Linked DNA regions of Homo sapiens: regions 1 and 2 are each linked to region 3. A link is a contact called in ENCODE Hi-C or POLR2A ChIA-PET data. All regions are on one chromosome and are shown on one strand. The core of a region is the stretch at or near the end of the contact, and the rest is flanking DNA. Distances in the headings are between cores, read along the strand shown. Region 1 has its middle 40 kb from the start of IL21-AS1. Region 2 has its middle 18 kb from the start of TNIP3. Region 3 holds the start of EXOSC9 (exosome component 9).

Evidence for each region. A loop is a pair of places that touch in the nucleus more often than their neighbours do. ChIA-PET counts read pairs that join two places held with the same protein, here RNA polymerase II (POLR2A). Pooled maps may share reads with other maps.
Region 1: a loop to region 3 is called in a pooled map, with 7 times the contacts of the local background. The contact joins the enhancer-like site here to the promoter of EXOSC9 in region 3. A Hi-C loop is called at or near these places in 8 of 50 pooled maps. POLR2A ChIA-PET finds 5 or more read pairs at or near these places in 3 of 52 experiments (CD4-positive, alpha-beta T cell, activated CD4-positive, alpha-beta T cell and activated naive CD4-positive, alpha-beta T cell).
Region 2: a map of CD4-positive, alpha-beta T cell shows a loop between it and region 3 (2.8-fold over the local background). The contact joins the enhancer-like site here to the promoter of EXOSC9 in region 3. A Hi-C loop is called at or near these places in 5 of 168 maps with a recorded cell type or tissue (CD4-positive, alpha-beta T cell, CD4-positive, alpha-beta memory T cell, CD8-positive, alpha-beta T cell and 1 more), 1 of 37 single-sample maps with no recorded cell type and 9 of 50 pooled maps. POLR2A ChIA-PET finds 5 or more read pairs at or near these places in 2 of 52 experiments (activated CD4-positive, alpha-beta T cell and activated T-cell).

What each region holds. Positions count from the first base shown.
Region 1 is chr4:122,576,895-122,580,475 of GRCh38, reverse strand. No RefSeq gene overlaps it. Among named protein-coding and RNA genes, the nearest start is that of IL21-AS1, 40 kb to the left of the region's middle. Within about 2 kb of position 1,940, at least 3 of the 41 ENCODE cell types and tissues checked have a DNase peak (open chromatin) inside an H3K27ac peak, as active enhancers do; they include CD4-positive, alpha-beta T cell, where a contact is called at or near this core.
Region 2 is chr4:121,181,027-121,184,322 of GRCh38, reverse strand. It overlaps a transcript of TNIP3 not described here. Among named protein-coding and RNA genes, the nearest start is that of TNIP3, 18 kb to the right of the region's middle. Within about 2 kb of position 1,827, at least 6 of the 41 ENCODE cell types and tissues checked have a DNase peak (open chromatin) inside an H3K27ac peak, as active enhancers do; they include CD4-positive, alpha-beta T cell and CD8-positive, alpha-beta T cell, where a contact is called at or near this core.
Region 3 is chr4:121,799,894-121,803,254 of GRCh38, reverse strand. EXOSC9 (exosome component 9) reads right to left here and starts at 1,932. Exons shown (of 12, transcript NM_005033.3): 1 at 1,765-1,932; 2 at 1,334-1,428; 3 at 462-581; 4 at 238-340. The coding sequence starts at 1,830. RefSeq lists enhancers at 1,862-2,131, 1,940-2,743.

The DNA of each region.
Region 1 (3,581 bases), core at 691-3,190, 780 kb before region 3:
GGACACAGGGGTTTCTAAGTTTGAATCCTGACTCTGCCAATAACTTATTGTCTAACTTTGAGAAATTCATCTTCTTGGAATTTAAGAATGCTGACCACAGCAAGACCCCCAGTAGGCCTGACGCCATGCATTCCCTGACCATAATACTTTAAAGACAATAGATGCTATACTATAAAAATTGCTGAAGAATAGCCCAGGAATAAGAGTGAGGATTATCCACCTGGTATACTGAGAAGCACCACATGGCTGGCCTGTCCTCAAACCTTCCTCTTTCTTCATCTGCCAGAAGACCAACATTCATCTTCCAGCAGCCTTTATACTTTATAAGTCCTCATGTGCATGCTGTGTAGGAACCTGTGAGATGTCACTGGCAATCATTTGGACCATCATTCCATAGACAGCAGATGCTGTAGGGAATGATCTCAGGGCATTTTATTTGTCTACGGTTATACATTGGCAACACTTTAGAAAAAGTTTTGCACATTCAGCCCTCACAGTAACCTGTGAGAAAGTGCAAAAAAAAAGGTACTCATTTAAAAATGTTTCCAGACTTCAGTAATGTTAAGATGCAAGAAAAAATATATTTTTATATATAAATATATAATATATATTTAGCATATATATACACTATATAAATATATAATATATATTTAGCATATATATATATACTATATAAATATATAGTAATAACCATATTTTACAAGAAAGATGGAAAGAGATGGAATGTCTTAGCCAAAGAATCAAGATGTGAATGTGTGTTTCCTTGGTTCAGTGCGCTTTATATGATAGGTTTGCTAAAGCAAAGAGGGTAAAAAAGAGCTTAAAGCTTGAGATCAAGTCTGCCAAAGGGGAGGAGGGCCTGGCAGGGAAGAGGAGGGGAGCTGAGAGGTTGGGCCACAAGCCGGCAGAACCTTGCCCAGTTTGTGATTTTTGCCTTTGGCCACCTTGTTTCTGACCATAGATTCCAAACATTCCAAGCTGTGAGAACTATCTGTCTTACCTTTTATTTTCCTTTATCATTCTATTTTCCTTACTGGCACCTTGTCCCATCTTCAGATGTGTGTCATTTTCCCCATTTCTACCAGACACATCCACCAGAATGTTCACATTCTGAGATAGAAAAGACTCTTGGCTCAAATCAATGAATTTCCAATGGTATAACTTAGGAGCCATGATAGACTGTGGGAGAGGCATTTTTGTCTAGACATTCAAATTTATATGTGTCTATATATAAATTTAAAGTTATAACTAAAAACTATTTGTGACCTTGGTACTATATTTAACAAATATGCCAGTCTGTTTTTGCGATGCTGATTTGGTAGCTTGTTTAATGGCACCACTGCATCAGGTGAGGCTGAAATACTTTGTTTCTTACAAGGCTTTGCACATGCCCATTTTACTTTTGAAATCTTGTTGCCATCAGCTTCTGTCCCCAGACAGCCAAGTTAAGCTGGTTGAGTTAGACCACAGTAGGTTAAGATTTTAGGCTTGCTTGAGGGAGCTCTGCCTCCCCCTCTCTAGGGGCTTTATGGCAGTTATCAGCCAGCAGTTGACAGTAACACAAATATCTACGAAGCATCTATAGCAGCATGGAGTCACCCATATGTTAAGGGAGAACTCAACAAAAACGTGATTTTCAGTGTTGTAAAATCTGCCCCGATTGACTGCCTAACTTCCTCCCCTTCATCCCGTTTTAAGAGAAATGAGGCTTTTTGTCTGATAAAGTTCTTTCTTTGCCCACATGAAAGAAGTGCGTATGTCTCTGTGGAGCAATTAATTGCAAGCTTGTTGAAGAACAGTTGTCTGTGGAGACAACCACAGCTTCGGTTTTCAGGCCACCAGCCCCTATGGCTGTCTTTCTTCCTACCATCTGTTTAAGCAGGAGCAGTAGTTTGTGCGAACTCCAACTTCAAGCATGTCATTTCCGAAACCACAACAAGTCTCTTAAGCTTCCTGAACAAAGTGCTCAGAGTGGAAAGCCCTGAAGTTCTCTTGGGCCTCCTAAAACCACAAAGCTAACTACTGAGCAAAGCCCCAGAGCATCCGAGCACAAAGTGCCTTCCTTGGAGCTCATCATAGAACATGAAAAAGTTATTGAGAGTATGATTAAGGAGGGGTGGGCAGTGTCTGCCCTCTCCGCTTAGATTAATAACACCATCTAGATAGTCTGCACCAGTGATGGTTTACAACCTTTACAAGCACAAGGACCTACTTGTAATATACAATTTTAAAATAATGGCATTATTAGTAGACTCTAATTAAGAAAGTCTGTAATAACTAGAAGCTAATGTGAATTCAGTAGTTCTTTTAAATAAATTTATATTTTACTAGTTATAATAATCTTCATATTAAATATTTTTGAAAAATATTGGTACATTTATTTGCACAAAACATTTTTTCACTACTGAAACGATCCCTCTAGAATCGAGATTCACGGACACTTTGCAGTAACTCCATGGCCCACTAGAGGTCTCACCAGAGGTTAGGGGAACTAACTAGGTGTAGTAACAGGTCTGCAAGCTCTCATGGAAGAGAATCAACTATACATTTGGATAGTTTCAATGCAATTGAATGCAATATTTCAATTTTCAATAGCAATATTTATTTATGGATCTAGGATTTCTGGAATTCCTCTTGTCATATAATGCCAAGAACTGTGTATCTCTGAAGATCAGTTAAGTTTTCTTGCTCCAGGCAATGGAAACTATATAATTCCCTGCATTTCCAGTTTGCATTAGCCATAATTTAGAACTAAATGCAATGCTTAGTTGTGGTAATCACCTTGTGCCAAAGTCCCTGTACTGTTTCTGCTCCTTCCTCAAGATTGTTTCTAGTTTGCCATCTTTATTTTTCTAATGTCCATTTGACTGTGATATTCATTGTAGCTCTCCTTGTCTCATTGAAAATAGATGGACATAAATTATAAACAAACACCCTCTTTAAAAGGCCCTCGTCTGTCTGTGAGTCCCCAGGGTAGCTAAAAAGGGTAGAATGCCCTGCATTTCTGGGCCACTAAGCTATTCTGCCAACATCTCCTCTGCTAAATGCATACTATGGACCATGTCATCCAATTTCCTAGGCCACATTTCTCTGAGATGATGGGGAGTACAGGGTAGGTACAGTGGTGGCTGAGCAATGTGACTCAGTATCACAACACCCACCCTACACAGGCCTGCAAAACAAAGCAAAGCAAAACCTCGTCAATTCTAAGAAATGTAAGAGACCTAACCAATGTCCATGGGCAGCAAAAGCTGCTCCTGCAGGTGCCAGGGGCTCTCCCCAACATTCTCATGCCAAACTCTCCTGATTACTGCTCCAGGAAACAAAAACTTTCCTTCTTTTCTATTTTATTTTTTAATCTGAACTGTTGCCTCTTTCTTGTTCCAGCCTGTCTCCTTTACTCTCAATCTACCTAATTTCTCCAAAGGACTAATGCCATTTTACCACTGGGGGGCAATGCAGATAAAGAAATGACGAATTAACAGGCTTGATGCTCTAGGCCACAAAGTTTTAGTTGTAAAATTATTCTGTATATTGTGCTTTAAAAACTTGTTTTTCTCCATGATGTTTTTTCTCTCTAC
Region 2 (3,296 bases), core at 578-3,077, 620 kb after region 3:
AGACAACCCTAGCAACCTCTGCCATACAGGCATTTGATTAGGCCATTCATCTGGTTATTTATTTTATTTGGAGACAACTTTGAGAAGTACTCCTGCAAGAACTCCTCCCTCAATCCAAGAGGTTATTTTCAGGGGGTGAGATATGATGAGTCAGGCAAAAAAATATACATATGTAGAGAGAGAGAAAGAAAAAAAAATCACACAATTAATGCATTTTTCCTTGTGAGTTGTTTTTAATCAGATAATTTCTCCATTATGCCAACATCATATAAAGCAGTAGTCCCCAACATTTTTGGCACCAGGCACTGGTTTCATGGAAGACAGTTTTTCGATGGACTGGGGCAGGGGGTAGGATGGTTTCAAGCACATTACATTGATTGTGCACTGTATTGGTATTATTATTATATTGTAATATATAATGAAATAATTACATAACTCACCATAATGTAGAATCAATGGGAGCCCTGAGCTTGTTTTTCTGCAACTAGATGGTCCCATCTGGGGGTGATGGGAAACAGTGACAGATCATCAGGCATTAGATTCTCATAAGGAGCAGGCAGCCTAGATCCCTCACATGTGCAGTTCACAATAATGTTCTCACAACCTAGACCCCTCACATGTGCAGTTCGCAATAGGATTTGCGCTCCTATGAGAATCTAATGCCACTGCTGGTTTGACAGGAGGTGGAGCTCAGGGAGTAATGTGAGCCATGGGGAGGGGCTGTAAATACAGATAAAGCTTTGCTCACTTGCCTGCCTCTCGCTTCCTGCTGTGTGGCCCTAACAGGCCAGACTGGCAGTGGGGGTTGGGGACCCCTGGTATAAAGGAAAAATAAAAATTTGATTTGAGTAGGAAGCTCTGGTTTAATTTTGGCATTATCAGCTAATGGCCATGTGACTATGAGCAACTCCCTCTGGGAAGCAGCTGGACTAGATTCTCCTAAGGGGGCTTCCAGATACTCTTCAGCTGTAATATATTATTTCCATGTGGTGGCAAGTAGCTGCTTAGGGATTTGTTTTCAGGTTAATTGAAGACATACAGCAAAAATGGTTGAGGCAGACTGTAGAATTCTACAGGTCTGAGTTTGATCTTGGCCCTGCCGATGTTTCAGTTTGACTTCACTTAAGTTAGTAAATTAGTTAACTTCCTAAACTCAAGTTTACTTACCTGTCTAATGCCTGGGACAGTGACTACTTTAATAGGTTGCTGTGCACATTGAATAAGAAAATGCGTGAAAGAACCTGGCTCACCGTGAGTGTTCGATTCAATTCTTGCCATTGTTCTCAGACTGAAAATTCCTAAACTTGTCCGTATCTTCCTTTGTAAGTGAAAATTAAACTCTAATGCTCTTTCAAAGTGCTCTCATGGCATGGACTAATGAAAACATAATGAGATTAGAGTTTGGGAGATCGTAGAGAAGTATCATACATAAATAACACCTCCATGTCATCCATAAACTCACTCTACGCCTGAATAATTTTTAATTACCTTTGTATAATGTAACTTTCCCATGTCTTTCTGGGCAGATGTGAAAGCATGGAGCTGGACAAAAAAATCCAGGATCTGATTGAGAGAAATGCGTCTCCTCATCCAAAACGGTTCACCCCAGAGGCCATGCCAACTCACAGAAATCTATGTTCTCTGAAGGTAAGAAAACACCTTTTTTCTCCTTATCTCGATGTACCCTTCAGCAGTTTATTCATCAAGAAGAATTTGTGGAGACAGTCCCCAAGTCATTTACCGTCAGTCATGTACTTCCTTGTCAGCTGAGAGGATAAACTGAAGCAGTATAAAACTTCTCTCACACAGCCACTTCCTGTTACTAAAGAAATTCTTCAGCAGAAGAATTTGCTGGCACTTTCCACTTTAAAGTGTCCAGGCAGCTGTGACTACAAGAAGGTGAGGAGATCATGCTACTAGAAAGAATGTTTAATGCAGGGACAACTCTTTCCTGGGAAGAAGTAACCCATTTAAATTGGGTTACCAAGATCAGCACAACTCATGTCGATGATTTTTTGTAGTTGTTTTTGTTTCGTTTTGTATTTTTGTAAGAAAAAGCAAGGTTTCATTGATTAAAGGAGTTGTTTGACTTTGAACTTCCACTCGTTTCAGGGTATTTGTCTATGGTGCTTTATATAAGCAAATAAAATTCAAGGGTAGGCTCAAGCTAGGAATTTTACAGATGACTTTCTTGACATGCATCCTATGACAACATGAACTCTTAAACTCTGTAATCCTCCCAATTAAAAACTATCTTTCATGATTCTTACTAAAAAAAAAAATCTAATGTGAGAATGTGAGTAGTTTGAGAGCATGGCTGGCATTTTAAAAAGTAATTTATACTTCTTTATAAAAATAACATTAGTTCTTCTTTCTAAAGAAGTTCTTACTCAGTGTTGAAAATGTATATGGATAAACACAGAAAACTATAAAAATCATGTAGAGACAGATTCATTGTGGAGATAATGGAGTGTGGCCTCCCTTAAACAAATATTTACTTTTATAACTAATTTGCATCCATAAATTTGTTTCTTTTTTCTTTTAAAGGAAATCCCAGAATTGTATAGGCCTCAGACTTCACTAAACACAGAACTGCCTCTGAAACCACCAGTAGGCTCACCACCTATAGAGACCATCTCTTAGCATTTGGGATACCTCTGTGTTTTACACACACACACACACACACACACACACACACCTGTCTTATTAACTTACCCTCTTCACTTAATATGCTGTGGATACTCCTGTACCTCTTTCTTTCATTCATGTCATGAACAGTGTTGTGTGCTTTCTGCATTTAGTCACTTTTTCGTGTCTAAAAACTCACTTCTTCCTGAACAGGTTGTCTTTATTTTTGGAGTTACAGATGAATGTGTACTAATGGTTATGAGGTCAAATAAGGCCTCTTTCTTCTGTTTTCTTCTGCTCTTCTCATCCCAACTCGAAGCCCTCACATATACACCTCCAACTCCCAACTAGAAATTTATTCCTTCATGGAAATATGTGCTTTTTCCAGCCACCTTCTTGTCTAACCTCAGAAAGAAATTTCATGGTGACAATATCAATTCCCTCTGGTACCCTCATCCTCATATCCTCCCATTATCATCTTCTAAGACCTATTTGCTCATGACTGACCTTCTTTGCAATTCTGTTCATTCGACTTCTTGGTCCTCCTTTACATGGTAAAAACCTCTTCTACATCCTTATTACCTTCCTCTTAGCTACAGGTTATGTCTCCTTTTGGGACTTCACTGAAATTTATGTCTCTCTCTCTAAGATACTGATTTTCCTACGAC
Region 3 (3,361 bases), core at 683-3,182:
GAAAACCTTTTAGAAACCTTTAAGAAAAAGGGTGTCCTCTGAAGGGACACCCTTTTTGTCCCTTCAGAGAGAGAGAGGTAGCACAAAGTTCTAAGGGTATCACTCAAGAACATCTGAAGTGAAGCAAACCAGTACAATACTGAGTTAACTAAAGTTCTGAGAATAAAAGGATAGATACCGGGATCCATGATCAACAGTATTCATCCTAAGATTAAGAATTATGGGCATATTCCCCACCTTTTCACCAGCAACAACACAGAGAGACTCAGTGTCTATACACTTCGAATTTCTTAGACATCTTTCCATGAGTCGATTCAACTTCACCAAGAGATCTGACTGCCTATAAGGAGAAAATAGGAATGGGCTAATGTCATGAAATATAACACCAGGTATTAAAACAAAAGCTCACTGCTGTTAGGTTCTCCTATGACTAAAGCAACTTAAGAAAAAGATTTAAATACCTGCCAGGTTCGAAAGCTGGAGCGGCCATCTGAGAGAGTTCAAGGTTAAAAAAAAGAATACCTTCTGTTGCCCGATTGAGTTTTGGAGACACAAGTTCACAGGAAACCTGTCCAAGAACTCTGCAAAGATAAAGTTACAAAGTATTAACCAAATAGACTCTCCTTCCAAAACAAAAAACTGAAACAGATAACAAGTTTCAATCTTAATGTGAGTAATATCATACTCAGCCAAATAAATCATAGGAGATAAAAATTATATGTAAAGTATAATATACACAGAAATAAAACATAAATTGGTACAACTAAAAACACGACAGAAAAAACACCTCTCTTCTTATTACAATGTTTACTATTCCACAGATTGTTTTAAAAATCAGTGACCTTTACCTCTAAAGCAAGTATTTATTGATACAAGATGGCATGAAAACCTGAGATTTCTTAAAGGTTTTCACATGGCATAGTTCACCACCATTATGTGACCAAATAGCCTCACAACTTTCAAATGAATATCTGAAAACCTAATTTTCATGTCACTCAGGAAAAAGAAAGCAGGATGTACACTTAATGACAAGATGCTCAAGATCTCTATATTAGTGTGAGAAACAAATTCCATATGATCACTACTAGTTGTCTATACGATTTATAGAAGTCAGAAAAGAACTATGTGATACGTGACAGAAAATACGTTTATGATTAAAAAGTTCAAGTGTGACCACAAAAGCAAAAAATCTCGCATAAAAAAATACTTATTTTTGTCAGCTAAACAAAGAATACTGTCCAGACTTCTTAGCTGCTTTATAAACAACCAAGTCAATAAGGTCTTTTTTCAAACTTCTCCCTTCCGAATGTGTATCTCATTTAAATCCTGTTACCTTGTTTTTCCAAGTTCCACAATGCAGCATCCGTAATCTGTTCCAAATGAGATCCTGATGTTCCTATAATCATAGGTTTGTCTGCCATCCAGCCGCTGTAAGCACAAATTCATTCATTAATTTATTCCTTCAACAAGTATTTCTTAAGCAACTACTTTTTGTCTGGCCCTGGGCTAAGCACTTGGGGGAAAGTGGAATCCTAACCAGCCCGCCCATACAGGAAAGTGGAAACTACAGCATGGACAACTGCTGCGGTGACTGGAGCCTTGAAAAGAACCTGTCGAAAAAAAATAAATAAAGCCTGAGGGATGGGGTGAACGTGCCGGTCGTTCCCCTAGTAGCTCCCCGGGCCCAGGCGGGCCAGGTATCAGTCCACACCTTGAGACCCGAGCGCCCACGCAGCGCGCAATTCTGCGGGCACCAAACCATACCTTCTTCTCTTCGATGGCACGGAGTAGGAAGCGGCGTTCGCAGTTTGAGAGTGGCGTTTCCTTCATGGTGTTGGGTCACCGGCCCCACAGGCACCAGAATCCGCGGGAAAAACGGAACCCGATCTTTCCTTGCGCGCCGCTGCTCGCCCCGAGGCGCAGGAAAATTACGTCATCAAGGCGCGGCGGCGGAAAAATGGGAAATGGCTTGGGCTGCAGCTACTGCGCAGACTCAAAGCGTGATTGGGGAAGGCCAGCGAGCTGCGAGAAGCCATTGCGGCTTTGGGAGGCCGTTTCTGAACGTGAAGTTCCGTTTCTTTTCTCATAAAGTGCAGAGGAGAAAAGGATACTTAAAATAACCATGAGAGTGATAGAAATTATTATCAGTAGACCGCTCGCACACTTCACCCTTTGCTCAGTCCTCTCACGGGGTGGAGACTAGACATGTACTTCTGCAATTTCACAGATGAGTTGACATTGGTCCCTGGAAAGCCGCAGATGCAGGATTTGGAGCAGATTAAATGAACAAACACTGGAATGAGGCGGCATAAGGGTTGGGGGAGAAAGATAAATTGGTGAAATGGGATGTTTTTGTGGCCAAAGGTGAAATCTTGTGGGATCTGAGAAGTTGATGAGAATGGAGAATGTTCGCACGTAGTAACTAACGATGTTACTACTACTGTGGACTGAAAGTAAATGCACCGTTTATTTCTTATCCCCTCTCCAGTTATTTTAAGTCGATAGACTTTTTTTTACGGTCACAGAGAAGCCTTAGCGGGGCCATGCTGCCAACCACTCAGCTTTTTTGGAGAGGCAGTATCAAATAGTAGTTTTAAAAAGTGTTCACTGCCAGGGTTCAAATTTTAAGGCTATCATTAACTACTATAACCCTGGGCAAGTTAACCTGTGTGCTTCACATTACTCACCGGCAAAAAAAAAACAAAAACAAAAACAAAGCAGGGGAAGTGAGAAACCTATTTATTCTGAGGAATAAAAATGAGTTAATATATACATAAAATGTTTAGAACAGTGCCTGGCATGGAATAAGCACTATTTAAGTGTTTGCATATTATTATTTTGTTTCCTTTTGCTTTAGAGGTGGTAGGCACTGTAACTCCTACGCAGTCTTTCTCTGGCTTCTTTGGTAGCTTCTCACAAGTTTTTTCTACCAGTGATACATTTTAGTCTCACTTTGTACCACTTGCAATCCATGTACTCAATAAATACTTGAAGAGGGCCTACTCTGTCCAAGAATAATTTAAGTGCTGGAGAAACAGGGTAGACAAGATCCTTTCAAGGAATTTATATTCTTTTTGGAAAAGGCAAAAAACCCTAAACAAATAGAACAATTTCATACAGTGTTAAGTGCTCTCTGAGAATAGGAATGCTATCTTAATAGGGGTAGTTGCAGGAACAGGTGACTTTGTAGCGGTGACATTAAAGTAAAGTAAATCTTTGGTGTTGAGCAGGAGCACCCTTGATGCCATCTGGAGAGGAAAAGTGTTTCAAGCAGAAAGAGTAACATATGCAAAAACTGAGATGAGATGAGCTCCACATGGTCTGGAGAGAGAAATTGTGAAGAAGGAGGAAAGTGGACAGA